Linked DNA regions of Homo sapiens: region 1 is linked to region 2. Evidence: chromatin loops called from intact Hi-C (ENCODE). Cell type or tissue: ascending aorta. All regions are shown on one strand. Each heading gives the region's core, and the rest is flanking DNA. Links, peaks and the distances in the headings are about the cores only. Region 1 has its middle 82 kb from the start of C1QTNF9B. Region 2 holds the start of LOC124903136 (a long non-coding RNA gene).

The links. Peaks named below come from ENCODE experiments on the same cell type or tissue, not always from the same donor. Only the 100,000 strongest peaks of a DNase experiment are listed, where the experiment ranks them.
Region 1: a loop joins it to region 2, with 6 times the contacts of the local background. A loop is called at or near these places in 1 of 110 quality-filtered maps.

What each region holds. Positions count from the first base shown.
Region 1 is chr13:23,971,638-23,987,861 of GRCh38, forward strand. It overlaps a transcript of SPATA13 not described here. Among named protein-coding and RNA genes, the nearest start is that of C1QTNF9B, 82 kb to the left of the region's middle. In ascending aorta, for the core only: no CTCF peak of the experiment used is centred there; DNase peaks (open chromatin) are centred at 8,064 and 8,664; H3K4me3 peaks cover 1,366 bases; H3K27ac peaks cover 788 bases.
Region 2 is chr13:24,045,556-24,061,779 of GRCh38, forward strand. LOC124903136 (a long non-coding RNA gene) reads right to left here and starts at 8,000. Exons shown (of 2, transcript XR_007063723.1): 1 at 7,953-8,000; 2 at 6,631-6,817. It also overlaps a transcript of SPATA13 not described here. In ascending aorta, for the core only: a CTCF peak has its summit at 8,077 (motif pointing right); DNase peaks (open chromatin) are centred at 5,011, 7,116 and 8,041; H3K4me3 peaks cover 1,357 bases; H3K27ac peaks cover 3,644 bases.

The DNA of each region.
Region 1 (16,224 bases), core at 5,408-13,407, 73 kb before region 2:
ATTTTTACTGTAAATTCTTGTATGTATTTGGGTGTATTTCTCTGGACTTTTTGATAACATGTTTCTCCTGTTTATAATTATAGCAACTTTATGTTTTAATATTTGCACTTCTTTTTCAAAGTTTTCCTAATATTCTTGTTTGCTTTTCAACATGAATATTAAAAGTAGTTTAATAAATGAAACAATAACAACAAAACAATAATACCTATTGGCATTTAATTTACGAATGAACTAAGGAAGAATTGCCATCTTTATTATGTTGAGGTTTCTTGTTCAAGTACACAAATTTTTTTTTTTTTTTAATTGATCATTCTTGGGTGTTTCTCGCAGAGGGGGATTTGGCAGGGTCATAGGACAATAGTGGAGGGAAGGTCAGCAGATAAACAAGTGAACAAAGGTCTCTGGTTTTCCTAGGCAGAGGACCCTGCGGCCTTCCGCAGTGTTTGTGTCCCGGGGTACTTGAGATTAGGGAGTGGTGATGACTCTTAACGAGCATGCTGCCTTCAAGCATCTGTTTAACAAAGCACATCTTGCACCGCCCTTAATCCATTTAACCCTGAGTGGACACAGCACATGTTTCAGAGAGCACAGGGTTGGGGGTAAGGTCACAGATCAACAGGATCCCAAGGCAGAAGAATTTTTCTTAGTACAGAACAAAATGAAAAGTCTCCCATGTCTACTACTTTCCACACAGACATGGCAACCATCCGATTTCTCAATCTTTTCCCCACCTTTCCCCCCCTTTCTATTCCACAAAACCGCCATTGTCATCATGGCCCGTTCTCAATGAGCTGTTGGGTACACCTCCCAGACGGGGTAGTGGCCTGGCAAAGGGGCTCCTCACTTCCCAGTAGGGGCGGCCGGGCAGAGGCGCCCCTCACCTCCCGGACGGGCCGGCTGGCCGGGCGGGGGGCTGACCCCCCACCTCCCTCCCGGACGGGGCGGCTGGCCTGGCGGGGGACTGACCCCCCCACCTCCCTCCCGGATGGGGTGACTGCCGGGCGGAGAGGCTCCTCACTTCTCAGACGGGGCGGCTGCCGGGCGGATGGGCTCCTCACTTCTCAGACGGGGCGGTTGCCAGGCAGAAGGTCTCCTCACTTCTCAGACGGGGTGGCCGGGCAGAGTCGCTCCTCACCTCCCAGACGGGGCGGTGGGGCAGAGGCGCTCCCCACATCTCAGACGATGGGCGGCCGGGCAGAGACGCTCCTCACTTCCTAGATGGGATGGCGGCCGGGCAGAGACGCTCCTCACTTTCCAGACTGGGCAGCCAGGCAGAGGGGCTCCTCCCATCCCAGACGATGGGCGGCCAGGCAGAGACTCTCCTCACTTCCCAGACGGGGTGGCGGCCGGGCAGAGGCTGCAATCTCGGCATTTTGGGAGGCCAAGGCAGGCGGCTGGGAGGTGGAGGTTGTAGCGAGCCGAGATCACGCCACTGCACTCCAGCCTGGGCACCATTGAGCACTGCCAAGTACACAAATGTTTTTCCATTTGTTTAAGTATTTTTGTTTTGATTTTGATGTATTCTTTATATAGCTCATGTGATTTCTCACTTATTAATTCCAATGGATTGTTCGTTGTTGCTATTGTGACAAGTGAACTCTGTATCAGTAGGAGTTCCAGTAGGGAACAAATGACTCTATTTATATTGGTTAACTAGAGAGATAAAAAGTGATATTTACAAAAATGTAAACAAAATAAAGAAAAACCAAGGAAAAAGAGTATTACCTTTGAGCTAGTAACAGTAGTCCTGGTCCCTCATTTTCACACCTAGGCATGAATGGTTGGAAGGAGTAGTTGCTGTACTCCAGAGACAGCACTCTTATTGGAGAGGCCAACTGATAAGAGCTATACATTGCCCTTGCCCACTGTGATCCCTCCAGAAAATAGGGATAAAAGAGAAAATAAGTATGCTACCCCACTCTCCTCCATTCCTTAGATCTCCTGTTGGGGCTTCCCAGTGGCCAAGCCCAACCAGAGGCAAGAGGGCAGGAGAGTCTATTGCTAGGATCAATACTGTCGAGGCTTGCTGGGGCGAGAGCAGGAGGGAGTCCAGTGAGAGTTAATCTGGAGACAAACAGAGGACACCCAACGCTGTGTCCTTTCTCCCACTGAATCTTCTATTGACAGTTATTTTTTATATTTGAAAGACACTGATTTTTACTTTTTTTTTTTTTTTTGAGACAAGGTCTCACTCTGTAGCCCAGTCTGGAGTACAGTGGGGCAATCATGGCTCGTTGCAGCCTCAACCTCCCTGGGCTTAAACAGTCCTTGAGGCCATCTCAGCCCCTGGAGTAGCTGGGACCACAGACTTGCACCACCACGCCCAGCTGATTTTTGTTTTTCTTGTAGAAACGAGGTTTCGCCATGTTGGTCAGGCTGGTCTCAAACTCCTGAGCTCAAGCGATCCGCCAGCCTGGGCCTCCCAGAGTGCTGGGATTACAGACTTGGGTCACCGCACCTGGCCTGTGAATTTTATTGAATGCAAATTGTACCACAAAAAATGCAAAATATAGGCCGGGCGTTGTGGCTCATGTCTGTAATCCCAGCATTTTGGGAGTCCAAGACAGGTGAATAATCTGAGGTCAGAAGTTCAAGACCAGCCTGAGCAACATGGTGAAACTCCGTCTCTACCAAAAATACAAAAATAGCCAGGCGTGGTTGTGTGTGCCTGTAATCCCAGCTACTTGGGAGGCTGAGGCAGGAGAATTGCTTGAGCCCGGGAGGCGGAGGTTGCAGTGAGCCAAGATGGTGCCACTTCACTCCAGCCTGGGCAACAGAGATCCCGTCTCTACAAAAAGAAAAGAAAAGGTAAATGTGTTTTTAACCTGATAAATTTCCAACCTGTTTTTCCAAATGAATGTTAGGTACAGTGTAACTAACCACTGGCAATAGATGAGTATTCCAGTTGTTCTACCTTCCAGCACTTTGGGAGGCCCAGGAGGGTGGACTGCTTGAGCTCAAGAGTTGCCCAGCCTGGGGAACATAGAGAGACCTCATCTCTATTCTTTAAAAAATTAAAAAGAAAAAAAGTTACTGGCTATTTATGTATATTCTCTTATGAAGGGCCTGTTTAAATCTTTTGTCCATTTTTGATGGAGTTGTCTTCTTATTGGTAAATTGTAATAGTTTGTTTTTTTTTTGAGACGGAGTCTCGCTCTTTTTCCCAGGCTGGAGTGCAGTGGTACAGTCTCAGCTCACTGCAAGCTCCGTCTCCTGGTTCACGCCATTCTCCTGCCTCAGCCTTCCGAGTAGCTGGGACTACGGGCGCCCGCCACCAGGCCGGCTGATTTTTTGTATTTTTAGTAGAGATGGGGTTTCACCGTGTTAGCCAGGATGGTCTGGATCTCCTGACCTCATGATCTGCCTGTCTCGGCCTCCCAAAGTGCTGGGATTACAGGCATGAGCCACCGCGCCCGGCCTGTAATAGTTCTTTATATATGCAAGACACAGGCCTTTGTTGGAAACATGTTTTGCAAACTTTTTTCCCGTTTTATTTTCTGAAGAGGGTTTTTTGAAGAGCAAAAGGTTTTCATTTTAATGAAATTTAATTTATTAATTTTTTTGTTTCATGCCTTTATGTCTTAATAAGAAACTTTCTCCTAACCTAATATCACAAATATATCCTTCTATTTTTTTCTGACTTAAGTTTTAAGATTTTAGTTCTTAAATTTAGGTCTATGACCCATTCTGAGTTAATTTTGTTATACAATAAAAGATAAGGGTCCAGACCCTTTTTCCTCCCATATAGAAACTATTCTAGTGCTGTTTGTTGAAAACACTAGCCTTTCATTCACTGAATGAAAATTTGGTGCTTTAATAAACATGAGTTGACTATGCGTATGTGGGTCTACTTCTGGACTGGACTCTGTCCCACTGATTGTTGTGCCTTTCCTTATCCCCATACCACACACTCTTGATAACTGAAGTATTATAGTCAGTCTTCGTATCAGGTAGTTTAAGTCCTCCAACCTTCTCTTTCTAAAATTGTTGAGCTGTTGTGAGTCCTTTTTATTTTCATATCAAGTTTAGAATTACTTGTCAATTTCTTTCTTTCTTTTTTTTCAGATGGAGTTTTGCTCTTTGTTGCCCAGGCTGGAGTGCAGTGACGCAATCTCGGCTCACCGCAACCTCTACCTTCCGGGTTCAAGTGATTCTCCTGTCTCAGCCTCCCAAGTAACAGATTACAGGCACCTGCCACCACACCTGGCTAATTTGTGTATTTTTAGTAGAGATGGGGATTCATCATGTTGGCCAGGATGGTCTCAAACTCCTGACCTCAGGTGATCTGCCAGCCTCGGCCTCCCAAAGTGCTGGGATTACAGGCATAAGCCACCACTCCCGGCCCCAGTTACTTGTCAATTTCTAAAACAATGTGCTTGCTATGATATTTATTAAAATTGCATCAACTCTATCATAGATTCAGGAAAAATTAATATCTTAACATTATTGAGTCTTCCAGTTCATAAATATGACCTATGTCTCCATGTACTTAGGTCTTTTAAAATTTCTTTATCAGTGTATAGATCTTCCACATCTTTGGTTAAATTTATTCCTGAATATGTTTGTTATTTTGAACGTATTTGTTTTTTTTCTATTTTATTTCCATAAGTTTTTGGGGAACAGGTTGTGTTTGGTTACATGAATAAGTTCTTCAGTGGTGGTATCTGAGATTCTGGTGCATCCATCAATCTGAGCAGTATACACCGTACCCAATTTGTAGTCTTTTAACCTTTATCCCCCTCCCACCCTTTCCCCACAAGCCCCCAAAGTCCACCGTATCATTCTTATGGCTTTGTATCCTCATAGCTTATCTCCCACTTATGAGTGAGAACATACCGTATTTCTTTTTTAAATGTCATTTTCAATTGCTTGCTACTGATATACAGAAATAAAATGTGATTATTGCATATTGATCTCTTATCCTGTGATCTTGCTGTAATCACTTGGTCTAGGAGATTTTGTATATTCCTTTAGGATTGTTTATATACATAATTATGTTGACTATGTAAATAAGACAGTTTTACTTCTTCCTTTACAAACTGTGTTTTTTTTTTCTTGTCTTTTTGAACTATCTTTGTAAGAGTGGATATTTCTGTCTTGTTTCTGTTCTAAGGTAGAAAGCACTTAGTTTTTCACAATTAAATATGATGTTAGCTCTAAGTTTTTTACAGATGCCCTTTTTTAGGTTGAGGAAATTTCATCCTATTCTGAGTTTGCCAAGAGTTTTATCATGAATTGGTGTTGAACTTTGTCAAATAGTTTTTTCCTGCATCTGTTGAAATGATCACATGATTTTTCTCCTATATTCTATTAAAATGGTGAATTATATTATTTGCTTTTCATATCAAAGCAACATTGCATTTGTTGGAGAAACACCAGTTGATCATGGTACTTTTTTAAAAAAAATTGCTAGATTCAATTTCTTAATATTTTGTTTAAAATTTTTGCATTTATTTTCATGAAGGATATTAGTCTATAGTTTTCTTAGTATGTCTCTGTCAAGTATTAAACCAAGGTATTGCAGGCCTTATAAAATGAGTAGAGCAGTATTCCCTCTTCTTTTACCTGACATAGTTTGGGAGAGATGGTTATGTGTTAAAACATAATTTTTTCACTTAACATGTTAAAACTTAAATGTTTCAAAAAACTTAAATATTTCATAAAATTCACCATGAAGTCATCAGAGTCTGGAGTTTTCTCTGTCGAAAAGTTTTTATTTAAAAAATAATTTTTACTAATAGTCTGGGCACAGTGGCTCATACCTGTAAGCTCAGCACTTTGGGAGGTTAAGGTGGGAGGATTGCTTAAGCCCTGGAATTCAAGACCAGTCTGAGCACTGTAAGGAGACCTTGTATCTACAAAAAAAATTTTTTTTTTAATTAACTAGGCTTGGTGGTGTGTGCCTGTAGTCCTAGTTACTGAGGAGGCTGAGGTGGGAGGATCACTTGAGCCCAAGAGGTCCAGGCTGCTGTGAGCCATGGTCAGGCCACTGAAGTCCAGCCTGGGCAAAAAAGTGAGACACTGTTTCATAGGAATCGTAATAGTAATTTGTTGTAGGGCAATCTGGGTCTTCTGGGTTTTTGTGAGTCTGTTTTTGTAATTTCTGTCTTTCAGAGAATCTTTTTTATCTAAATTATTGAACTTTTTGGCATAGTGTTGCTCACAATTTTTTTTCTTATTTTTCTTTTGATAACTGTAAGAACTGTACCAATAATTCTCTCCCATTTCTGATATTGATAATTTTTTCTTTTTCTTTTCTTTTTTATTTATTTATTTATTTTTTTGAGACAGGTTCTAGCTCTGTCACCCAGGCTGGAGTGCAGTGGTGCAGTATCTGCTGACTGCATCCCTTCACCTCCTGGGTTCAAGCAATCCTCCTGCCTCCGACTCTGGAGTAGCTGGGATTACAGGCACGCATCACCACACCCGGCTAATTTTTGTATTTTTAGTAGAGATGGGGTTTACCATGTTGGTCAGGCTGGTCTCAAACTCCTAACTTCAAGTGATCCACCTGTCTCGGCCTCCCAAAGTGCTGGGATTACAAGCGTGAGCTACTGGGCACCTGGCCTGTGGCCATTGATTTTTAATTGACCAGGTTGGCTAAAAGTTTATCAATTTTCAGAGAGCAAGCTTTTGATTCCATTGACTTTTGAGTGTGTCCGTTTTCTGTTTCATTGATTTCCACTGTTACCTTTATTATTTCTTTCCTTCTACTTACTTTGGGTTTATATCATTATGAGATGATCTTGTTTATCTCTAGCACCACTTTTTTCTTAAAATCTCTTTGTGGTAATGCAGCTACTTCAGCTTTCTGATGCTTTCTTATGTTTCCATGGTATGCGTTTTTTCATTCTTTTACTTTCGACTCATTTGTACTTTTGCATTTAAATAGCATCTTTTGTAGACAGCACATACGTTCTTGTTTTTATTAATATATTCCACCTGCTAATCTCTGTCTTTTGGTTCGACTGTTTCATCTATTTATATTTACTTTTTTTTCAGGGATGGAGTTTCTCTGTTGCCCAGGCTGGAGTGCTGTTCACAGGTCTCCTAACATTCTCTATTTGTCTTTTTTTGTTTGTTTTTGAGACAGGGTCTCATTTTGTGGAGTGCAGTGGTACAGTCACAGCTCGCTGCAACCTCAACCTCCTGGGCTCAAGCGATCTTCCCTCCTCAACCACTGGAGCAGCTGGAGTACAAGCATGCAGCACCACACCCAACTAATTAAAAAAATTTTTTTTTTTGGTAGAGATGGCGGTCTTGCTATGTCTCCCAGCTGCTCTTGAACTCCTGGCCTCACCTTGGCCTCCCAAAATGCTGGGATTATAGGCATGAGGCACCATGCCAGCCCTCTGTTTTTCAATTGAATACTTTCTATTGGTCTATCTTCAAGTTCACCAATGAATTCTGTCACCTACATTCTGCTACTGAGCCCACATAGTGATCTTTTATATATTGTTACTTTCTAATTTCCTTTGTATCTAATAGTTTAACAATTGATTATCTTGGGATATAATTATATCATCTTCCAGTCATGATAATTTTACCACCTGCTATGGTTTGAATGTATCTGCTAAAGTTCACGTGTTGGAAACTTGATTCCCACTTCAGTCAGGATCTCTTTGAAATTAAGAAGTGTGTGTGTGAGTGTGTGTGTGTGTGTGTGTGTGTCCTTGCTGCCTGAGGGTGGAGGAAGAAATTGTGAACAGGAATCCTGTATTTGCTTGTCTGTGTCAGGGGAAAAGAATTATACCCCAATTCTTTTCCGCTGATCCTCAAGCCTGGGAAATTTTAAAGGAGATGGGAAACGACCCCGCCTTCTTATGAATATGCAACAGTAAGGGGTTGGGAGAAGGGAGAGAAAAGGCCTGCAAGAAATTCACCCCAGGTCCTCCTGCTCCGGGCTCAGCCCGGGCCCCCCACCGTCCTACCCACGAAGAACAGCAAACAATAGCACAGCCCCGGCCCTGGAAGCCGAGCTAGCCGCAGAGGGTGATGCGGAACTGCTCATCGCCAGGGAAACGCGGCATTCGGACAGCCGTCCAGAGCCTGTCTGAGTTCTGCTGGGCGGGGAGCCAGAGACTGATTCGCTGCGGTCCTGGGCCCAGCGGCTGGGAGGTCCCGCCCTGGCCGAGGAAATGAAGAGGGCGCAGGGCATGGGGGCGGCGCGCACCCGGGACAGTTTCCAGTCGGCTTCTCCGTGACCTTCCTCCCCCTTCCAGCTCGGAGCGGGATGCTGGGATCCCTCCAAGGACCCTCTGAGGACGTAGGAGGGATGCTGAGACAGGCAAGTGGGATTTCTCTACATATTGTCACCTCGCCCGCACTTTTGGAGAAGGTAGAGCCAAGCAGCATTTGGCCGAAATCCTGTGCCCGTGGAACATTTTTTTCCTGAAGTGGGGGGTGAAAGTTGATGATCAGCGGCTCCGGGTAGGAGAAGGGATAGAGCTATAGGTGCGGTGAGGTTAGAGAAGTTGTCATGGCCGAGCTTGCAGTGAGCCGAGATCGCGCCACTCCATCCTCGGCGACAGAGCGAGACTCCGTCTCAAAAAAAAAAGAAGAAAAGAAAAGTTGCCGCGGCCCCAGCAGGCTCAAGGGGTGAGCGCATAGGGGCGCCGGGGCAGTAGTTGCACAAAGCCAGCCTGGCGGTCGCGTTGCCATGGCAGCGGGGGAGGGGCCGAGCCGCAGCGTGGCTGTGTTGCCGGGCGACGGAGGAGCCGCGGGGGAGGCCGAAATCTCCCGGTGCTCAGCGTCACTGCGTGAGCCCCCACTCTGATGCTTCGTTGGTGTGTGTGTCTGTCGGTGTCAATCCACAGTCCGCTGGCAGCCTCTGTCACTTGGTTAGGGAATAAACTATCACCTACTTAATACCTTAATGCTCTGCTTTTGAAAATATTTGGATTGTGGTGTTATGGAAGACATGAACAAGAATAGTACTCCTACTTAACGAAGTTTTGTTTTGTTTTGTTCGTTTTGAGACAGTCTTACTTTGTCGCCCAGGTTGGAGGGCAGTGGCGGATCTTAGCTCACTGAAACCTCTGCCTCCCGGGTTCAAGCGATTCTCCTGCCTCACCCTCCCGAGTAGCTGGGATTACAGGCGGCCGTCGCTACACAAGGCTAATTTTTGTATTTTTAATAGAGAAAGGGTTTCACCATAATGGCCAGGCTGGTCTCAAACTCCTGACCTCAGGTGATCCGCCCGCCTCGGCCTCCCTAAGTGCTGGGATTAGAAGCTTGAGCCACTGCGCCTGGCCAACAAAGTTTTTTAAAAAATACGTTGTATTTCCTCGTTTTTAAGGTAGCATCTACTGATGGGAGTTCCTTAATTATCATTTAAAAAGTAAAGTACAGAACCAGATTTGGATCCACGAAACGAATTGTTCCTCAGCTTTTCAAACATACTAACCAAAAACATTTGCAAAAGAAAAATATATAAAGCCGGTAGCAGTACTAAATATTAGGCCCAGCACTAAAAATGCAGACAGTTCTACTGTTGGAAAGATGGCGACTTTCACAAAGGACTAGAGAGCATCAGCCTCATTTTATTTCTATGGGTATTTTCATACATGGAGATGTGCTAGGTGATTTTGTCTTACTATGTCAAAGATTACTTGTTTTAGCCATATACCATAGGAAAAAAAAAATGTCAAGGGGTTCGAATGATCTTTTTTAGAGCAGTTTTTTTGTAGCTACAATAGTACTTCTATTTTACAAATTATGTTATTTGTTTACTCAGATACTCATTCATCAAACATTTACTGAGGCTCTACTATGTGCTGTGTACAGTGCTAGACTTGAGAGCAGAGAGATAAGTGGTGAGAAGAACATACAAAACTGAATTAGAAAAATTCACAGTTTCGGGAGCCGGAAATGCTAGGAAGCAGTTGTAAACCACTGTGGTACATTCTCATTGTGAGATGCCACCAGGACAGCCCCTGCTACTGGCCAGGGCCTCAGGTACACAGACCACAGCTGAGCTTGGAACTTCATTTGCGTTGTGGGTTTTGCTCTTTCAAGGCAGGCATTTTTGGACCCATTTAAAATAGAAGGAGTCCAGCACTCAGAGAAGTGCGGTGATAAGCCTCATGTCTCACGGCCAGTCAGGCTCAAGATCCAAAAGCCACTGCTATGACATATATTTTGGAACATTCGCCCTTTGATCATTAAATCCTCACTACCTGAATGACTATATTTTTTGATCATTCATAATGGTAAGTGAATTTCTTAAAAACAATAACTGTGATGCAATTTTCTTTTTGGTTGAGATCTGAAGTCACGTATTTCTAAAATCAGATACCAATTGCATTCTGAAGATGTGTTCTTCCAACTGGAATGTTGTCATTGTCAATAATACTTTTTCCAGGGGTTCCTGGGAAGTAAATGAGAAAATTTAAATTTGGTTATTCATGATTTTAAAACATGTAAAGATGTGTGTGTTTTAAAGTACTGTGTTTAATAAATCGCTATAGCATTAGATTTGTTTAAAGCAAAATACACTAGTTATCATTTAAGTTTTTATTAACTTTTTAAATTTTTTGTCAGATTTCTTACTTTCCACTTGCAGCCACATTAGAGAGGTCATAGGAAAAATTTCTACCTAGAAAGTTCAGGTATGGACCTGGCTGGTCCTGCATGAAGACTTTGCTATGCATTTTCCACTGCAGCCTGGGAAACCTCTTTGAACTAATTTTATAAGCTATTTTACTGTTAAAATTTTATTTTTTCAAATAGATTGCAGAATCCCTGAAGGCAAGGACCAGGTCTTCTGTGTCTTTAGAATTCTCTTCATAATACTAAATACAACACTCTTCATAAATATTAACTGGCAGAAAAAGCAAAAATAAACTTTACCGGACTGATGAAAACTAGAGTAGAACTAATACTTTTATAGATACTATCCTGAGTCACAGAAGTTTTGCTTATTTGCTGATTTTTTTTTCATTAAACTCTACTGTGAAATGCTAGGGAGTACCTATTTCATAGGTAGAAAAACTGAGTTGTAGTGATTAGCATATGAAATATTTTTCAATGCATTATCTTCATTGAGCCTTACAACAACCACTCAGGAATTCACATCACCATTTTTTAAATATGTGAGAAAACAGAAGCTCAGAGAAGTTGAACGAGTCAGACAGGGTCACCCAGAAAGGAAGAGGTGCATCTTCTGACCGTGTCACATGATTTTTATTCTGCCATTGCAAACCAGGTACACGTGTGAGCTTCGGGAGGCTGGGTCTCCCACCAGCCCTGGAGTGCTAGGTGCAAGATCCCTTCTCTCCCTCACCTCCTCAAGGCTGCTCTGCCGTCTGGGAAGAAGGTGAGAGAAACTCTTTCAAAAGACAAAGGGGCAGGGCCAGTGAAAGGAGGAGCTGGAGAGGGGCTCCCTGGAGCAAAATGAAGTGAGATTGAGAAGGAAGAGTCAAGTGAAGTTGATCGAAAACCAGCCACTGTTCAAAAATGGGAGTGAGGGGTTGGGAGAGAGTGTCTTTGTTCGGGCTGCCATCACAAAACACCACAGCCTGGGGGCTTAAGTGACAGACCTTGATTGTCCCAGTGCTGGGGGCTGGTAGTCCGAGATCAAGGAGTCTGCAGGGATGGTTTTTTCTGACGCCGCGCTCCTTGGCTCACAAACAACTGCCTTCTTACTGCGTCTTCACGTGGTCATCCTTCTATATTGTCTGTGTCCTAATCTCTGCTTATAAGGACACCAGTCATACTGGATTAGAGCCCACCCATATGACCTCATTATACCTCAATTACCGCTATGAAGGCCCTATCTCCAAACACAGTCCCATTCTGAGGTACTGGAGTCAGGACTTCATCCTGTGAATTTTGAGCCCAGAGCAGAGAATTTTTAAAAAGTGGACACTGATCTGTGACTTTGAAGACAAAACCTGTTGACCTGTTTCAATTGCTTTGTTATTCTCATTAGTATTTTCTCTTAGCACAAATAAATGGTTGAGCAAATAGTGGCCATTTATTTTTACACTAGTATATTCTGTTGGTTGTTTTTTTTTTTTAAAAAACATCCAGAACTGAATTCTATATCTAGCTTGCTTCATAATTTATTTTCACTCTCATCTCTGCAGGGCCAGCTTCAAACCTTGTCAAGCTCTGACAAGGGAAGATGAAGCCTAGTTCCAGCTAGGGGTGACCTGTCTATCTGCATTTTTTGAGCTGCAGAGTGATGGGAGTCATATTCGCTGCCTGTGCAGCACCACAGGCCTGATGAAAATGAAATGGCAACACCGTGCAGATGGCAAAGCGTAGGCCTCACAAACATCCTGGCCGTGAAGGTAAGTTGAGCAACTTTCTGCCTGCATGGCATTATCCATGCTTATTTCTAACAAGATACCTATGGCAGAGTATTTCAGGCTGTTTGTGAAGGGCAGCCAGTAGAATTTGAAGGTTTTCACTGAGGCATTGAGCAACTAACAAGGGTGTAATTGGAACGTGTGGCAAGAACTCCAATTGTTAAAATATGTGGTCATAAAATGATAGGGTCTAGGGCGAAGCCTGCAGGTCTTGTGGTCAGTATCTTGCCCTTGGCTGGACTACATAGTGTCTGTTTTGTAAAGGTAGAAATCAATACTGTGTTTCAAGTCAGCTAAAGAAGAAGGTTCCAGAGTCTTCTGCCACAGAAGTTTCGGTATTCACCAGTCATCAGAGTCTCAAAGTACTTGTGTTTGTCTCCTTAACTTCCTTCATTACTTTATATTCTGCCTTCAAAGGGAGGGAGAGTAGTCTTCTATTTTATCCATCATTTGCTGAAAGAATTATATGAGGTTGCTTCTTGGCTCTTCTCTGTAAGTTGAATAGAAACCGTGTGCATTGTTCTAGGAATCTGTTTCTATCATGGCCCCGCGCAGCACCTGTCCTTCCCACCGTGAGTGGTGGAGCTGTGGTCTGTGTCATCCTCGCATTTCCAACCCCAGTCATACCCCTTTACTTTTAAGTGTGAGGCCCCGGATGAAATTCTGCAGTATCCCTGCTGAAGAGCAGGGCTCCAATGCACCTGGTGGAGCTTTTCCAAGGAACACGGAAAGTGTTCGGAATGCACTGCTTGGACAAGATCCAGCAGCTTTCCTTGATCGGTGCTTTCAGAAACAGGTTCTTGTGTAGAACAGCTACGGGTATCCCAGCCAAAAAAGACTGCCTATTTCTGAGAGCTGTGCATACTTAATTAGAACAGGGATTGGTGCCAGCACTTGGAGTTTGAAAAGTCAGCTTTGAACATGAATGCAAGTCCCTGCAAGGTAGAATGGTCTGTTTCTCCTTATTTGAGCCAGAAATCTGTGTAACCGGCCGGCGTGCACATCACATGGCACAGATTCAGGAGGTGAGCTGGTCTCTTCAGTTGCTGCTTTTATAGCAGCTTTTAATCAAAATGCTCACCTCAGACGCACCCTCCTCAAATTAAGGAACAGAATAACCAAACACAGATGTGTAAAGAGTGAGGGAAAACAGTTGTTCTGGCTGTTGATGACTTCCTCAGGCGTGGGCATAGTGAAATGCCCTTTCTTCCCGTCTGCTACCGAAGATGGCAATGACGTTGAGTGGCTTGGAAATTCAAACCACTCAACAAGTATTGACCAGTCACTCCCTGTATACTCAGTGCTGACAGGGGCATGAAATGTGTCACGACCTTTCTTCCTGAGTAGTTTATGATCCTGCTGAGGGTGAGCACACACAGGGAATCATGGGAAAGGTTGTGTCATGGCGTGGCCACCCCAGGAACGGCTGATGTGGGGGCTCAGTGGCCAGAGGCCCAGATCCTCCCCTGCTGTGGCTTCTTTCCTCTTACCTGGGTCTCCTGCATGTTCACATCACCCCATCCCCAATCCAGGCTCTGTCCCATTTTTCAGCTCAGGGTCTTCCTCCAGTCCGGTGAGAGTGGTTCAGGAAATCCTAGCTCTGGTTGTGTCTGCCCCAGTGTGAGTCTGGCTGTGGGGTTTCAAGCCTTATCTTCCTGGAGGAATTTCATCAGGGTCTGAAGGAAATATAAGAGGGACTGGGCTGAAGAAGAGGAAGAGAAGGCTGTCTTTCTTCATTATTGATAGTAGTCGTAAATCATTGGAAAGTCCTAAAAGACTGCCTGAGTGTTCATTTCCAGGACAGAAGGATACACAGGCAACATAAGAATATAAGACTGTGTTGAGGGCAACAGCAGGGCAAAGGAGAAAAGTGCTGGTCACAACCCTAGATGGTGACTGAAGAGAGGACAACAGCCAGCGGTCCATACGCTGAGACGGATGGGAGAAGAGACACACAGGGACGAGGAAGCCAGCCTGGGTACTAAGTATCCCCTGGATTAGCTGCAAGTGCGCTTCTCCTCACCCGCGGACCTCAGCTCTTCCCTTCATGATATCAGCAGTGATCTGGAGCTGGAGGAGTCCCCAGGGAGAAGGGAGTGCAGCTGTCGCTCATTCCACCCTTCCTGGCATTTCAAGTTGGAATAATAAATGCAGTTCTGGTGTGTTAGGTTTGCAAGTGTTTTTAGCATACCATGGTCTCGCATGTACACATTAGGTATTTCGGCTCGCCCAGGGACCTAGTCATTGTATAACCTCTTTCTAAGGAAACTATATGCCAAATTCCAAACAAGCAAAATGTTATTTTTCTTGTGCAAAGCCTTTGTATCTTGAAAATTGGGGCATCTAAGAATTTTATTTAGATAACAAGACAGAGATCAGAATGGGCCAGAGGAGCGTCAGGAGACCTGGGTGCAAGTCTTGCATAAATGCTTATCGAGCCAAATTCCCAGAGATTTACATGTGTTATCTGCAGGAAGAGGGTTTTGATTAGTTTTTAAGGTCCCTTCTGCTCCTTCTAAAAACCAGCCTAAAATGGAACATGTCTTCTCTAAGAATCCCAAATGCCTCTCAAGGATCAACCCCTTGGCCTTTTATCCAGGAGTCCCCTAGTGTCTCTAGGAAGCTGCAAGGATGATGGTATCTCCATTTTTACACACAAGGTTGGGAAAGTCTGCCTGGGAAAATGTTTAGAGGTGTGGATTTCTCACCTTTAATTTATCTTTTTGGTTTGCTCCTTTGTGAGATAGCATTGTCTTCAGCTGCTCTTGGCTATGATGTCTTAGCTGTAAGATCTTAGCCTTGAGAAAGAGCATCGGGGCCATACAGCAGTCATTTGGCCACAGGAATTTCAGTCACGTCAGGCTGTTTTTGCTGTTGTATTCCATCTCAGACCCAGATGTCTGCAGTTTCCTCAGATTGGAAACATCATGGGATCTCGTTGTGCAAGGAGTTCAGCATATTGAGAGTGAAGCACAATCACCTACCATTTTACATTATGGGAAATTTGACAAGTTTCAAATCTTGTTATTTTAGAGGTGAATGGATATATCTGTGTGTGTGTGTGTGTGTGTGTGTGTGTGTGTGTGTGTTACTACTCCACATGGGGCAGGCCTACCCCATAGGCAGTGGATTGATATTTTAAATGAACTAGAGGATTGAAACCTACACTGAACCTGTTAGTAAAATGAGACATTCATTTATAATGAAAGCAGATCTCTTAGTTTATGGGATGGATAATCTTGGGGTCTTATTTAGCAGGTTTTCTTTCAGTGGTTGTGTCTCTATTTAGATAGCTAATGTGGTATTTCAGAAAATATTTTCATGGCTAGCTATTAGAATATGTCTATGACCGGGAAATGAGGAGCCACACTGCTTGTAAAATACTTACATTTTCAGTGGATAAAAGATAGCTTGAATAATGTAAAAATCAATAGTTCCCATGATGGTGGAGTTATATTCTTTGGAGAAAAGTTTAAGTACTTCTAAGGTTAAATATTATGTTCATTACTCTTAGCTCTGGGAATCTGCCAAAATTATTTTTGCAGCCTTGTTTATATTTAGCCAACATAGGCAGTCAGCCACTGAATTAAGCATTTTTTTCTCCAAAAGACCTGATTTTGCCAATAAGAATTTGGTTATGCAATTATGTGTTGACTAATTAGAAGGTAAAAGCCCCGGATTTGAAAAGTTTGGTGTTTTATTTACCATTTTTAAGTGTGCAGTTCAGCGGCATTCAGCACATTCACATTATTGTGCAACCTTCACCTCCATCCATCTGCAGAACTCTTTTTATTTTACACAATTGGAATTCCCACTCCCCTCTCCAACCCCTGGCAACCACCATTCTACTTTCTGTCTCTATGAATTTGGCTACTCTAGGTACCTCTTACAAGCGGATTCTATAGTATTT
Region 2 (16,224 bases), core at 4,989-12,988:
ATGGAAGAAATTTAGTATGTAAAATGACACTGTAAACAATACCAGGCTCATGACAAAGGGTCATGAAATAAAATCAGTCCTCAAGGGAAGTCGAGAAGTTCAACGGAAGAATGCTAAGGCTTCATTTTTGTTGTGAAGAATCGCCAAGCAAGTCCTATAAAATACATGGGAAAAGATCATGTTTGCCCTGCAGAGAGACACAGGCTGAGCCACAGGGTTGCTGGGATTTGTTCCAACTGCAGGCTCTCGGCCTACCAGGCTGCCTTCCTCACCTCCTCATGGTCAGGTAGCAGGTGTGTGGTCTCAGATGAACTGATTCCATTCTGAGCCTCATTTCCCTAATCTGGAGAATGGGATCATAGTACCCACCTCAATGGGCAATGTGAACAATTAAAGTGATTTGTGAGAAGGGATTAGCACAGTGCCTGGCACAATTTTCCTTCATATTTGAATTCTACTACCTTGTAAAAAATACAAAGCATTGCATGTTCTGTTTCATAATAAATGCTGTGCAGAACCATGCGTTAGATTTTTTTTTAAGTCTTGCTGGAGTGTATCACATATGCAGAAAAGCGTCTAAGTCAAGTGTGTAGCCGCCTGGATTTTTACAGTGAACACTCATGTACTAGCATTTAGGTTAAGAAACAGCCTCAGAAATCCTCCTCCTGTCACCTCCTAGTCAATTTCCCATCCTAGGAAGTTACCCACTATCCTGACTTCTAACACCATAGATTTCTTTTGCCTTTTTTTTTTTAAGAGTCAGAGTGTCGCTCTGTCACCAGGCTGGAGTGCAGTGGTGTGATTATAGCTCACTGACACCTCTGACTCCTGGGGTTCAAATGATCCTCCTATCTCAGCCTCCACAGTAGCTAGGACACACTGCCACAACCAGCTAATGTTTAAATTTATTGTAGGGATGGAGTCTTGCTATGTTGCCCAGGCTAGTGTCTTGCCTGTTTTTGTGCTTTACATAAATGGAGTCATATGGTGTGTACTCTTTTGTGTCTGGCCTCTTTCACTCAATATGTTTGCAAGATTCATCCATGATGTGTGGGTAGCAAGAGTTTGTTATTAGTTCCTGTAGCTGTATAGATGTCCAATGTATAATACCGAAATTTATTAATTGTACTATTGATAGAAATTTGGGTTTCCTGTTTGAGGACTTTATGAATAAAGCTTATATGAACATTCTTGTACATCTTTGGTAAACATACACCCATTTCTATTGGATATATACCTAGAGATGTAATTGCTTTGAAGGTATGCATATTGATCAGTGTAATCACCAGATCCTTCTTGACCACTGCAGAGATAAAATCAGTTCACTGAGACAGCGGTATTGCAGTAGAGAACAAGTTTAATAAACAGGGCTAGCCAAGCAGAACAGGAGTTTATTACTTTATTACTCAAATCAGCCTCTCTCAGAACTCAGAGGCTAGTCTAGGTAGGGGTTTCATGGCTAATTTGGTGAACAGCAGGCTAGGGAATGAGTGCTGCTGATTGGTTGGGGATGAAATTGTAGGGGTGTGGAAAATGGTCCTGGTGCACTGAGTCCACCTCAAGGCGGGGTCCACAGGACTAGTTGAGTCATGAGTCACGGGTCAGGTGCAGTCATTCATTTGCCAGAATGCAGAAGTCTGAAAAACATCTCAGAATAACAATCTTAGGCAATATAAAAGTAGTGTTATCTATAGGAACAATTGGAAAAGTCACCAATCCTGTGACCTCTGGCCACATCTCCTAAGAGGCAAGGAATTATAGAAAAGCAAGCCAGAGAACAGTGGCTGGTTATCATTTAAGCCTACATGTTAGTAGAATTCAGACCTCTCCCAAAATCCTAATCTTGTGGCCCTGCATTCATTTTACAAAGGCAGTTTCGGTCCCTGAGCAAGGAGGGAGTTAGTTTCAGGAAGGGACTGTTACCGTCTTTGTTTTAAAGTTAACAAAGGCAATTAGCTTGTGAGAATAGAAGCAAGATGGAATTAGTTAGGTTAAATTTCTCTTACTGTTACAAATTTTGCAAAGGCAGTTTCATCAGCTTTAGTAAATCCTATTAGTTTTCCAAAGTGGCTGTGCCAATTTATACTCCCAATATAGTGTGGGAGTTCTTCTTTATCATTATCAATCCTTAGTATTTTATCTCTTTTTCATGTTGGCTTTTTCACTTGTATCAGCAAGGGCTCTCCAGAGAAACGGAACCAATAGAATCTGTATAGATATATGGAAAGAGACTTATGATGAGGGACTCACCCACGTGATCATGGAGGCTGAGAAGCACAGGATCTGCTGTCTGTAACCTGGAGATGTGGGAGAGCTGGTGTAGTTCCTGTCTAAACCCAAAGGCCTGAGAAACAGGGAAGCCAGTGGTATAGGTCCTGGTCCAAGCCCAAAGGCCCAAGAACCAGGTGCGTCAATGTCTGACATCCCAGGGTAGGAGACAGATGTCCTTTTTGCCAAGGTCACTCTCCCTGATGCCTTTCTGTTCTATTCCTACCCTCAAAGGATTGGCCAACGCCTCCCACATTAGGGAGAGTGAGTCTTTACTCAGCCAGGTGATTCAAATGCTAATCTCTCCCAGAAATACCCTCAACACACCCCAGAAATAATATTTTACCTGCCACCTGGGTATCACTCAGCCCAGTCAAGTGGACACATAAAATTCACTATCACACATTATGGTGTAGTGTTGTCTCACTATGCTTTTAATTTGCATTTCCCAGATGACTGTTGCATTTTTAGCATTACGTTATATTGTTTAGAAAATAAGATACAATATAATATACAAAGCAACATGTAACTAAACATATAAAGCAAAAGCTAATAAAAATATATAAACAGAACTTGGTAAAGCACAAATATAATGAATGATTTTAAATATTTTCATTTAATAATTTAGTAGATCTAGTAAACTAATCAAGGATGAAGAGGATCTTACATTCATAATTTCGTGTAATAATACATATAAAATTTACATCCTACAAATATGGAATATATAACTTTCTCTTATTTTTTTCTCCTTTGTACTTTATAAAATTTCTAAAATTCAGTTAGGTTCTTGATGATGAAAACATTTCAGATAGTTCAGGAAAGTAGAGATTTTAGAGTCATCAGTCTCTGATCAAAATTAAAAAAAAGATAAATAAATTGTATAAAGACCCAAGCTGAACCGTTTAATATCAGAGTGCACTCTCATAAAGTGTCCCTAAAGCAAAGGAGAAGTCAAGGCTGAAATTCCAAGTTAAAGAAATAGTAATTCAAACTAGAAGACCTTGTAGCAAATTTATCGCATCCAGGAAAAGTTGTATTTAGAGGAAATAGCTTCAGATAACTTCTTTATTATAGAAGAAAATTAAAACTACAAGTTAGAATTCATGTTAGGAAACTCAAAGAAAAAAATGACAAAACAAAACAAAAGGACCTATGAAAAGGAAATTAATTGGGATAGGAACTGATATTAATGAAGTAGACACAGGGGCTACCAAATGGTTACTTAAATTCAGGATTAAGGTTAAAAAGATAAGAAATGTCTAAAGTCTTCTAACCCTGGACATGATGAGGAGCCTAGAACAAGTGTATTGATTCTCCAGTTGTTTTATCTCCTTTGCTGTAAAATATGAACAACAGCAGCAGTAACAACAGCAATACCGTTGTGCCCAGCATGACAACATTTTAGTCACTGATGCCTCGCCTACAGGACAGCAGCCCCATGACATTATAATACCACATTTCTATGCCTTTTCTACATTTGGGTGTGTTTAGATGCACGAATACTTACCATTGTGTTACAGCTGCCTACAGTACTCAGTACAGTAACGTGTGCAGGTTTGTTGCCTGGGAGCAATAGGCTACAACGTGCAGCCTCGCTGTTTGGTGGGCTACATTATCTAGGTTTGTGTGAGTACGCTCCGTGTTGTTCACACAGCAACAACATCGCCTACATTTCTCAGAATGTAGCCCCATTAGTAAGAAATGCATGACTAGACCTAAGAAGGTGTTGGTGGTCACAGTAACGTTTAAAATGTAACATGCTGTAATGCAACTTAAGCAGTACATGCAATATCTAGGAGGCCTGTATAGGGAGTCTGTAATATACATGCAATGATACCAACCTCAGGCTACTAAAAACACGAAACTGATGGGCTGTGAAGGGAGTGGATGATCTGTTTGTCAGCAAGGCATGTGCACCACATGTGTAAATATCCTGAAGAAAGTACCTCAAGTGTCTGTCATGCAGCCAACAGACAGTATCTGCAGGGCCCTTTACAAACCAGGAAGAGGGAAATCGGATTCTTTCCATTTGCAGACATTTTCAGACTCGTTCTTTCTTTCTTTTTTGAGACAGAGTCTTGCTCTGTCGCCCAGGCTGGAGTGCAGTAGCACAATCTCAGCTCACTGCACCCTCTGCCTCCCCGGTTCAAGCAATTCTCCTGCCTCAGCCTCTCAAGTAGCTGGGATTACAGGTGCCCACCACCACGCCCAGCTAATTTTTGTATTTTTAGTAGAGATAGGGTTTCACTGTGTGGCCAGGCTGGTCTCGAACTCCTGACCTTGTGATCCACCCACCTTGGCCTCCCAAAGTGCTGGGATTACAAGTGTGAGCCACCATGCCAGGCCTTTCAGATTCTTTCTGAACCATCTGGGGAAGTCACAGTATTGATAATGGCCATGAATTTATGAGAAACTGTTAAGTATAATAGATATTAAAAAATAGAAAGTTGATTTTTAGTTGGTAACAAAAGACTAAAATCTTTAATGCACTCTAGTTCCTTGAAATCTGATAATGCTGACGAGTCAGTTTCCGGAGCCAAATTTCCCCGCTTGACTCATCCTCACAAGAAATCAGATATCCTTGTTATAAGAGGAGAGCATCAACACAAAACAAAAACAGCACGGATGGGCTGCCTCATGCTGTATAGGATTCGAGACCCAGGAGCCATAGCTTAGGGGCCACTGTCCCTGGTCAGGCACACAGACAGGAAAGGAGGAGGGACCCAGCTGGCATGTGGCTGGAGCAGCACCCAGGACACAGCATGGCAGCTGGCCAGGTCTCAGCCCTGGACAAGAATCCACAAGAGGCGAAGGCATTTTCTGTGCTGTGCCTCAGCCAGAAGTTCCAATGCAGGGATGTGGAGGCATTTTCTAAAACTTGCCTTTGTCTTGCTCCAAGTGCAGGCACCATGCATAATGCTGACGAGCATGGTCTGTGACTCCCGCGCTGGCAGGACTTTATGGCCAAGGTGCCTCATGCCACCCACCACGTGTGGTAGTGGCAGTCATTTGTGTAACACTCAGACACCCAAATAAAGGGGCAAGCATCCTAAACTGGTGCAGCTTTACTGTCCTGGGAGGCCTTACCCACTTCTCAAAAGAATGTGCTATTTGCTGACTTCAGTACTAAAATATCTGAGTTGTGTTACCTGAGGGTTTTCCAGCTGTTTTTGCAGGTGAGTGTACTGTGAGCTAAGCAGGCTATAGACCCATATCTGCCATCCACCAGCTGGGTAGCTGTGGGAGCACCTCTTTCCTTCTCCGGATTTCCCCCACCTTTTATGAATGTCACTGAGCAAATGAACTCCAAGTGAGCACTGCTGGGGCTAGCCTCCTGAAGTTTTTGGAGACCCTAGTTCTGCTCCCCAGTCTCCACGCAGCACATACCTTGTTGCAGTGGCCACCTGACCTTCCAAGAGGACATGAACAGCAGGAAGTGATTTCCAATCACGTTGGACATGCTGTGCCTGCAGCCGGCAGGACTTCCTGGTCCTGGCATTTCAGGTGAATGACCCTTGTCTGGGGTTGAAGATGAATCTTCCCCAGGTCCTCTTAAGGACTGCCTGGCATCCCTCCCTATCTCCTTTCAGCCACACCAGGTACAGCCTGCCAGGCTCTCGCCTCCAGTTTCACACATCCTTGCACCTGCCTGGGCGATGGCACTTGGGACATACTCATGCACACCCAACCCTTAGGGGAGGAGATTATGCCCAGTGGGTGGTCCATAGAAGGAAGCCAGGGAGTAAATGCTTCCTCCGTCTCCCTGCTGGTCTAGTAGAGTGGAGCCAGCGGAGACAATGCTCCCTGTTTGGGGATGGAGGGGTGGGGACTTAGGGGCAAGGGGAAGCTGAGAAGAGATTACACAGAGGAGATGATATGAGGCGAATCTTCAGAGGTGGGAGCTTTAGGGGGGAAGTGGTAGCGATTGGAGTCAGAGGCAGCAGTGCTATCAAAAGTCTAGGCTGCAAGAGCCTGCTAAGAGTTATGTTCTCCAGGGCAGGGCAGAGGGAGATGCCCAAGGGACAGAGGAGGCAGTGGCCGCCAGCCTGGGGTCCTAGGAGTTCCCCGGCACCTGTTCCTCCTCCTCAGCCCCGGCCCACCCCTGCAGCTCCTCACCAGGTTCAGACGTCCTGGCTCTGGTCCTCCCACCTCATCTGTGCACCTTGCCAGTCCTTTGGCTTCCTCTGCGTGCACTGAAGCCCTACCAGCTGGTGAGGAGTCCCTGTGTTTGGACGCAGGGTTTGGCTTCTTACACCAGCATCCTGTGCTGTGTCCAGGCTCCTCGGGTCTCTGTGCTTAACGCAATTCCAAATGGAAGAAAGGGAGGAGGAAGCACGGTTCTCAAGAATCGCAGGCCTCGGGCACAATTTGAGCTCCAAGTCTTTATTTCTTGGTTATCACTAAGAATCAGTTGCATATTAGAATTCTGAATAGGCCTGGTGCAGTGGCTCAGGATTATAATCCCAGCAATTTGAGAGGCTGAGGCCAGAGGATTGCTTGAGGCCAGGAGTTTGAGGTCAGGCTGAGCAGCGTTAACGAGATCCCATCGCTACAAACAAGAACAACAACAACAAACTATTATTTAAAAAATAAAAATAAATTTTAGAAAATTCAGAATGACCAACACTTTCATTCAGGGTTCTAACTATTGATAAAAAGAAATATATGTTTTTTTTTTTCTTTTAAACCCATGATGTGAGACATTAATGTTCTGGGCAGTTGTGAGGAATCTCCACCACAGCACCTCTCCTCACCCTCCCGTTTCCAGATGAAAGCCAGGCTGTGGATACTGGCCTGGTGACAAGAGAACATGGAAAATGGAAAGGATGTGAGTTTAAGGACTCTTTGGACACAGTAGAGTGTGTCTAAATTTCTCAATAAAAGGCATATTTTATAAACAGAATATAAATATTCAGCATCCTGGCCTTGGACCCACGACTGCGTTCCTGTGGCGGGAGGCAGCCAGCAGCTCAGGGGCCCGTGCAGCACTTCCCCCTGCCGCCAGGGGATCCTCCCCGCCACTGTGCCCTGCCCACCACATTATTTATACTACATGTCTCATGCTTTCTGTGGAAAATTGTTTCACTTAGCTTCCTGCAGGGATATTTTGGGACTGGGAACCTTGGCTTTTGATTTTTCCTTTCTCTACCTTGCATAACAGCTCTAATTCCCAATTCTCTTGGATTTTCTCTTCTCTCCTGCTGCTCTTTGGGCTGAAAAATAGGAATTCTCTTTTATTGTTTTGTTTCAATTTTCTGAGACCTATCCGTACCTAGAACACAAACTTGTTTTTCTCCGTGACATTCTTGTTTTAGATATAAAGCATCAAGTATCTGAGCAGCAAGAACATTTTTGTGTACTTGCATTTTATAATCGTGGAATTCAGGAAAGGTCTTGCAGGAGGTAAGTTAGCATAGAGTTTCAGAGCTAGGATTCGGCCTCAGTGCTGTGATCCACAAAGGAATGTGTAATAGAATTCGGAAAATCACTGCATTTGATGCAAATATCTAGTGAACTCTAGGCCGCTAAAACTTCTCAACCACTCATTCCATGGCTGATTCACGTGGAGTTCCTGCATAACAAAATTCGGGTAGAAATGATCTACGAGAAGTAAGTACCAACACCTCCTATTGGAGATGTGAAATTGAGCAAGCCGTTCTTACCTGGGATCTCAGCTTTCTTACCTGGCTAGAAGTGGGGAGGTTGAATGCACTTGGTATCTAAGCACCCTTATAGACTTCCCTTGCCACCTGGGCCCACGGTGGGAGTATTTTTCTCTATGGCCACTAGATGTCCCAGGAGCACCCACTTTGGGGCTGAGCTGTCTAAGACACCTGGGGCTCCATCCTGTCGTCCTTGGAATCTGCTGACGTGAGGAAGGCAATGTTTGGGTTTCACTTCTGTATGATTTTGGGGCTGCTGTCTCAGCCACTGAGACTCAGACAAGAATTTTAAGACACCAAAACAACCCCTTAGTTTTCTTGATGGCTGTTTGAAACCAACAGAACCATTCACATTTTCAGGAATGGATTCTTGTTAATGCCATGAAGTAGGAATTCACAAGGGATTTTCCAAACATTAGTGAACTCACAAAGGAAGTGTTATTATGGGGTGTCTATGTGCTTGAGGCATAGAGAGTCTGTAAAAATGAGAGAGCCACAGCTGCCTCTGTGTCGTTGGGGTGACGGAGGCTCCTGGACAGCTCTGCCCTGCGGGGACACTCTGAAGAACAGGCACCCTGTGCTCAGGGCCACCGTGAACCATGGAGAGGGCAGCATGGAGGAGGAGGTGAAGAAGCCCACAAAGAGGAGTCAGGTCAAGGACACCATGAGAGATCCCTCGTCTGCCACTTCCAAGGCCAGAAGCCCGGAGTTCCCATCACACCCCACAGCAACTATGCAGTGTGAGACCACTGGTTCATTTAGCCAGGAAAAGGGAAGAAATCTTTCAGGGTGGATTTAAAGAGAACTGCAAATCCATCTGCAGCCATCTTAGATAGATGAATGTGAAGTTTAACGAAATTAGCTCTGTCCAAGTATCCAAGTGGGAGATTTCCAAGAAGCCATCACTAAGGCTACTACTGGCAGTGGCAGTGGTGGCATTAGAAATAGCAGCATGCCCAGAGATAACTTTCCAATTTAGTGTTAGGGGAAATTGTATGACACTGCAAGGACCATATTGTAAGCTTAGCTGTCTAATGTGCAAACCAGATACGCATTTTTAGTTTAAATTAACTTTGACATGTAGCAGCAATTCATAGTTACCCCCAAAACACAAACTCTAAGAACTTTTAAAATGCATTTAATAGAACTCTAAAGAGTACAGAAGAGAAAATATGTGAAATATAATAATAGTAGCGCACCGTTAATTTATGATGGTTCTTAACCAGTGTGTACAGGTTTAATACTACCTCACAGGAGAAAAGGTTAAGGAGGATATGCATTTTTCACTTGTATATAAAATGGAGAATATTCATTTTTTAAACTGGAAAAATGAATTCAGTCACTTATGAAGTGTAACCTCTTCTAAAAAAAAATTGTGTGACAGATCATACAATAACAGCGCTCACTTCTTGTGATCATATGTCCCAGCATTTAAACATTAAGTCAATTTAGCTAGCTACCTTTCAGAAGCTGGTTATTATGACTATTATTTTACACTCATAATTCAATTTTTATAAACAATATAATGCCAGCTGCTGTAATTCAAACTTTATATGCCAATGTTGTGCCCTGTCATATTTTACATTCTGAGCAAGCCTACAGCCTCCAGCAGCCTGAAGGTTGTACGCTTTACATATATGGCACAGAGCGATCAGCCTGCAATTCATGTGCATATTTGTTACAAAGCATGTGTCTTTGTGAAAATCTTATACACTTAAATGACATCAGTTTCTATCTTGTTGTTGTTCTTAAATTGCTTCCCCAGTCCTCTCCTTCTCCTTCAGTGTTATAGATGTTATGTATTCATCCTTTCATTGCGGGTACAGTGCATCGTGTAAGATCCCAGATGCAATCAGCATGCCTGGGTTCAAATCTCGACCTTGTCCTTTTCTATCTGTGTTTTCTTAGGCAAATATCTTAATTTCTGTCTGCCTAGGGAGATGGAGGATGGTAACAGGACCTACCTTACTGAACTGGTAGGGAGAGTAAATGAGTTAAAACATGCAGAGGTCTTAGAACAGTGCCCGAAGCACCTTTAGTAACCATGCATTCACTGAGAAACCATGTTTTGTGTGTTGCTCTACCAGGCACAGTGCTAGGCTGCAGGGATTCTGGGATGGTGGCAGGAAACAGAAGTATTCGAGAACAAGGGTTCCAATACCAGCTCTCAGGTGCTGTGGGACTTTACTCGCCAGGTGCCTTTGGCTAAGCCACCCACTTTCCTAGGTCCTCAGTGTTCTCCTTGACCAATAATAAAGATGGAATAGACAATCTCAAAATTACTTTCCAACTCTGAATATTCTTGGATGTCCTAATTCTAAGCCAAGTGGGCTCTGTGGAAATCTGCTCTCATTGGCCGAGGAGTCCAATCCACCACCGCACGGGTCCAGAATAAAGTGACCACGCTACATTAGACAAATGGCGTTGGCAATGCCGTGCCTTTTTATGGAAAGTGGTTTTGGATGTTTGTGATGCAAGGAGACATGAGGATATTCCATATTAGCATCAGTGGTTCAAGTGACTTGGAGAGTATGTTAACAACAGGCTTTATGGATGGAAGGAGCCAACACATTTCTCCATGAAAAGTCCTCTAAAATGGTAGAGCTCATGGTTATGATAGAAAGATGGGATGAAGGGCACCCCTCAGAATTTCACAGATGTTGAAACAGTTGAATAGAGGAAGTGAGTCAGTTTGTATCAAATGAATAAATAGGAAAAGTTAAAACTAGAAGTGATGAAGGAATAGAACAAAGTGTCCAGAACAGCCTCAGTGAATATCTACTATATGTCCACCTTCAAGTGCATTAGGACCCATTTAGAGATGCTTTGGAAGTTTTGGAAAGGGGTGGACAGGCAAAGGTTACACATCTGGTTAACCACGTAGATCTGCATTTCGGCTTTTCAAGTAGCAAAAGGATAAACTTACCTTTAGGCTTGTTATTCCATTTCCATACAAGACATATGATGGATTAGATGCTCACCTTACATGCTCCCATGGACCTCTGTCCTTCTGTCCTAAGTGTCACTGTTAATTATATGTTTGACTGTTTCTTCTCTTCTGCAATGTAAATTCCATGTTGTGTGAATTGCCTACTGCTGCACCCACAGAGCCCAGCACAGTGTCTAGCACATAGGAGGGAATATATATGCATGGATATATGTTGAGTGAATGGAAGGGATGGCTTCTTCGGATGGCCCTGCCTTCTTAGCTGTGAATACATGATACATAGAAGGCTGTCTCTTTTGGTGGCTTTGTTTTTTGGGAGAGGAATGAAGAAAAGACAAGTACGTTGCTGTGCGTGTCTGATAAGATTTCCAAGCTGATCGGGCCACAGGTCCAATTCTGCCCCTCACATCGTCCTGCACATAAAAAGGGAGTGGCCTTCCTTATCCTTGACAGGGCAAGGGGAAATGGAACTTCTTTTTTTTTTTTTTTCAATGAATGGAGATTTATTAGGCCAGCTTTAGGGCGTTTCTGGGAAAAACTCGAGCCACAGACACATCTGTGGCTGTTTTCTTTCTCTCTCTCTCTCTCTCTCTCTCTCTTTCTTTCATAGCGTCTGGCTCTTTCTTTTTTTTTTTTCTTTTTTTAAAAAATTTTATTATTATTACACTTTAAGTTTTAGGGTACATGTGCACAATGTGCAGGTTTGTTACATATGTATACATGTGCCATGCTGGTGCGCTGCACCCACTAACTCGCCATTTAACATTAAGTATATCTCCTAAAGCTATCCCTCCCCCCTCCCCCCAACCCCACAACAGTCCCCGGAGTGTGATGTTGGGAAATGGAACTTCTTAATCTCGGCCACTTCTCGGCCTGTGGCGCTTTGCACTCCCACTGCAGCTGTCGGTCCTCTTGACAAAGTCCTGAATTTTCCCCCTCTATCTGCAGAGGGGTCTCTTCAGTTCACTTCTAGTGAGGTGGTTTTCTGATGCTATTAAATGGAGCCCCTCAGGGAAGCCAGTGTTGACAGGGCATTTTCTGAGTCCTGTGACTGCATCCATATGGGACTGGGTGATGTGGGATGTTCTGCATGAATGTCTTATGACCAAAGGCACTGAAAGGACTGGTGCAGGGCTGGGAATTTGATTTACCTTGTTGGGGCATAAACTCTACTTCTTTGTTTTCTCTCCACCCTACCCCTATCCCCAACCTCCAACCGTCATAAGAAATGTTACTTCCTGAAGACGGGCAAGCCTGGCCTTTTGGAATTGCCACACCGTATATATGTGTGATCTTTTCTCTGGTCTCTGAGCACCTTGACCCTAAACCAACACTGCAGTCAGGTGGGAGGGGAGGTACAGAGCCCAGCCTTCCCCTTGGAGGTCCAGGGAGGACTAGTGAGAGGAGGTCAGGCTAAGAGAGACTCCAGATTCCCCTCCTCTCTTTTGATTTCAGCAGCTGGTGTGGAAACTCCTCCCCACGCTGCCCTAACTCCACGTTATTATATCTTCACTCCAAGGATGCTGTGGCAGTGGACCATGGGATGCAGAAAGGAGATGTTCATGGCCAAATTCAAGCCTGGCAGTGTCATTCCTGCTTAATACACCCAACGCAAGATGAGCTCCCATCTGGCCATGCTGTGGCCCCACACCTGATCCCACATTGGAGTGTTATGTCTTTGTATTTATTTACCTTTACATAATTATGAGGCTACATAAATTTAGTTATTGCTGGCCATGAAACCAAACCCAGAAAGCTTACATAGGATGACGTCTTTTGATCGTAAGTGGAAGGAAGGATTCTAGTGTTGAAAACTCTCTACGTGATATTGTTATCTGGGTATCAGATTAGATTAACAATGGTAATAGAAAACTCACTCACCTGATTCAGTCACTGTTTAAACCCCCTTAATTATATCAACTCATTTAATGCTCACCGTAATCCCTTCAGCAGGGAATTCTGATATCTCCATTTTATGACTGAGAAAATTGAGGCAAAATGGAAAAGCTTTAGAGTTTTTGCCTTGGGTGATTACTGTATACGGGACAAAGGAACAGCTCACACATGTGAGACTCATCTGTATGTCATAGGGCTACACATTACTTAGAATAATTGATTACCTGATTGGAGATTCTAGCAGAGGAAATTACTAACTTCATAACTTTCTTGGTGTGAAACTCATGGCTTCAAAACGGTCTACATAATTATGAAATTCAGATAATTTATTAGTTGCTTATTTTTAAGTTTGATAAAACTTGACAGATCAGTGAATAATCGCTAACTATTGGAGGCATTATCTAATTGTTCTTTCTTATGATTTATGTTGGGAGCTATAGATTCACTGGTTAACCTGTCAGGTAGCAAGATTTATGTTTACACAAACTTTCCAGAGTGTCTTCAACCCCACGGAAGTTGTCTTTGAACATCACCTTTCTTGGACAGCTGTGCATTTGTTTACCCCAGTAATGATGCCAACTCTGTCTCATGTAGACCTGTAAGCTCCAGGACAAGAGCCATGGTCTGTGTATTGTTTTTTGTTTTGTTTTGTTTTGTTTTGAGACGGAGTCTTGCTCTGTCACCCAGGCTGGAGTGCAGTGGCGGAATCTCCACTCACTACAAGCTCTGCCTCCTGGGTTTACGCCATTCTCCTGCCTCAGCCTTCCGAGTAGCTGGGACTACAGTCGCCCACCACCATGTCCTGCTAATTTTTTGTATTTTTAGTAGAGACGGGGTTTCACCGTGTTAGCCAGGATGGTCTCGATCTCCTGACCTCGTAATCCACCCCCCTCGGCCTCCTAAAGTGCTGGGATTACAGGTGTGGCCCACTGCATCCGGCCTGGCCTGTGTACTGTTGTAACCTCACCACCCAGCACAACTCTTGGGACTTGGTGAATGTCACAAAAAAAAAAGGCTTGTCTTTGATCTCTCAGAAGATTGTTCTCAGTACTAATGTAGAGGGAGTGCCTTGTGTTTTCCACTTGATTTCCAGTCTCACTGGCTACACTTGAATCCAAATAGGCTTTGGCTGTATTGAAAAGACAGAGATTTGGCACTGCCAAGTCACTTACACTAACGCTTTTGTTTCTGAGGTGGAATCCCCAAAGGAGGAAGACAAAAACAAAACATTTTGGAGAGGCTATTATATGCTGAGGACAGATACTTTCATTTCCATTATCTCATTTAATCCTGTCATTAGTGCTTTCAAGTAAGTATAAGTGTGTCCATTTTATAATTGAAAAACCTAGTGATTCTTGCACACTGATTTTGTATGCTGGAACTTTGCTGAAGTTGTTTACCAGGTGAAGAGCTTTGGGCCTGAGACTATGGCGTTTCCTGGATAAGATCATGTCGTCTGCATACAGAGATAGTTTAACTTCCTCTTTTCCTATTTGGATGCCTTCATTTTCTTCTCTTGCCTGACTGCTCTGACCAGGACTTCTAATACTATGTTGAATAGGAGTGGTAAGAGGGGCATCCTTGTCTTGTGCCAGTTTTCAAGGGGAATGCTTCCAGCTTTTGTCTTTTCAGTATTATGTTGGCTGTGGTTTTGTTGTATATGGCTCTTTTATTTTGAGGTATGTTCCTTCAATACCTGGTTTATTGAGAAGTTCCAATGACATTCTTCACTGAACTAGAAAAAACTATTTCAAAATTCATGTGGAATCAAAATGAGCCCAAATAGCCAAGGCAATCCTAAGCAAAAAGGACAAAGCTGGAGGCATCATATTACCTGACTTAAAACTATACTACATTTTTTGGCTAGAGTAACCAAAACAGCATGGTACTGGTACAAAAACAGGCACACAGGCCAGTGGAACAGAATAGAGAGCCCAGAAATACTTACAACCTGCACACTTACTATCTGATCTTTGACAAAGCTGACAGAAACAAGCAATGGGAAAGAATTCTCTATTCAATAAATGGTACTGGGATAACTAGCTAACCGTATGAAGGAGACTGAAGTTGGATCCCTTCCTTACACCATGTAAAAATGTAACTCAAGAGGGATTAAAAACTTAAATGTAAAACCCAAAGCTATCTAAACCCTGAAAGACAACCTAGGCAATACCATACTGGACATAGGCATAGGGAAAGATTTCATGACAAAGATGCCAAAAGCAATTGCAACAAAAGCAAAAATTGACAAATAGGATCTAATTAAACTTAAGAGCTTCTGCACAGCAAAAGAAACTATCAACAGAATGAACAGAAAACCTACAGAATGGGAGAAAATATGTGCAAACTATGCCTCTGACAAAGGTCTAATATCCAAATCCAGCATCTGTAAGGAACTTAAGCAAATTTAGAAGAGAAAAGCAAACAACTCCATTAAAAATGGACAAATGCGGCTGGGCACGCTGGCTCATGCCTGTAATCCCAGTACTTTGGGAGGTCAGGAGTTTGAAATCAGCGTGGCCAACATGGCAAAACCCCGCCTCTACTAAAAATACAAAAATTAGCTGGGCATGCTAGTGCATGCCTGTAATCTCAGCTACTCCAGAGGCTAAGACCGGAGAATCACTTGAACCTTGGAGGCGGAGGTTGCAGTGAGCTGAGAGCACACCACTGCACTCCAGCTGGGGCAACAAAGCAAGACTCTGCCCCGCACCCCCCAAAAAGTGGGCAAATGACATGAACAGACACTTTTCAAAAGAGGACATACATGTGGCTAACAGGCACATGAAAGAAAGCTCAATATCACTAATATTAGAGAAATGCAAATTAAAACCACAGTGAGATACTATCTCACACCAGTCAGAATGACTGTTACCGAACTGTCAAAAATAACAGCTTCTTGCAAGGTTGTAGAGAAAAAATGCTTATATACTATTGGTGAGATCATACATTGGTTTAGCCATTGTAGAAAGTAATGTAGCAATTCTTCAAAGAGCTAAAAACAACTGCCATTTGACCCAATAATCCCATTACTGGTTATATCCCCAGAGGAATATAAATCATTCTACCATAAAGCCACATGCATACGAATGCTCATTGTAGTGCTGTTCAACAATAGCAGAGACATGGAATCAATCTAAATGCCCATCCATGGTAGACTGGATTAAAAAAAATGTGGAACATATGCACCATGGAATACTATGCAGCCATAACAAAGAATGAGATTGTGTCTTTTATAGGGACATGGATGGAGCTGGAAGCCATTATCCTTAGCAAACTAATGCAGGAACAGAAAACCAAATACTATATGTTCTTACTTATAAATAGGAGCTTAGTGATGAGAACTCGTGAAGACCAGGAGGGGAACAACAACACTGGGGTCTAATTGAGAGTGGAGTGTGGGAGGAGGGAGAATCACAGAAAAAAATCATGGATACTACCAGGCTTCAT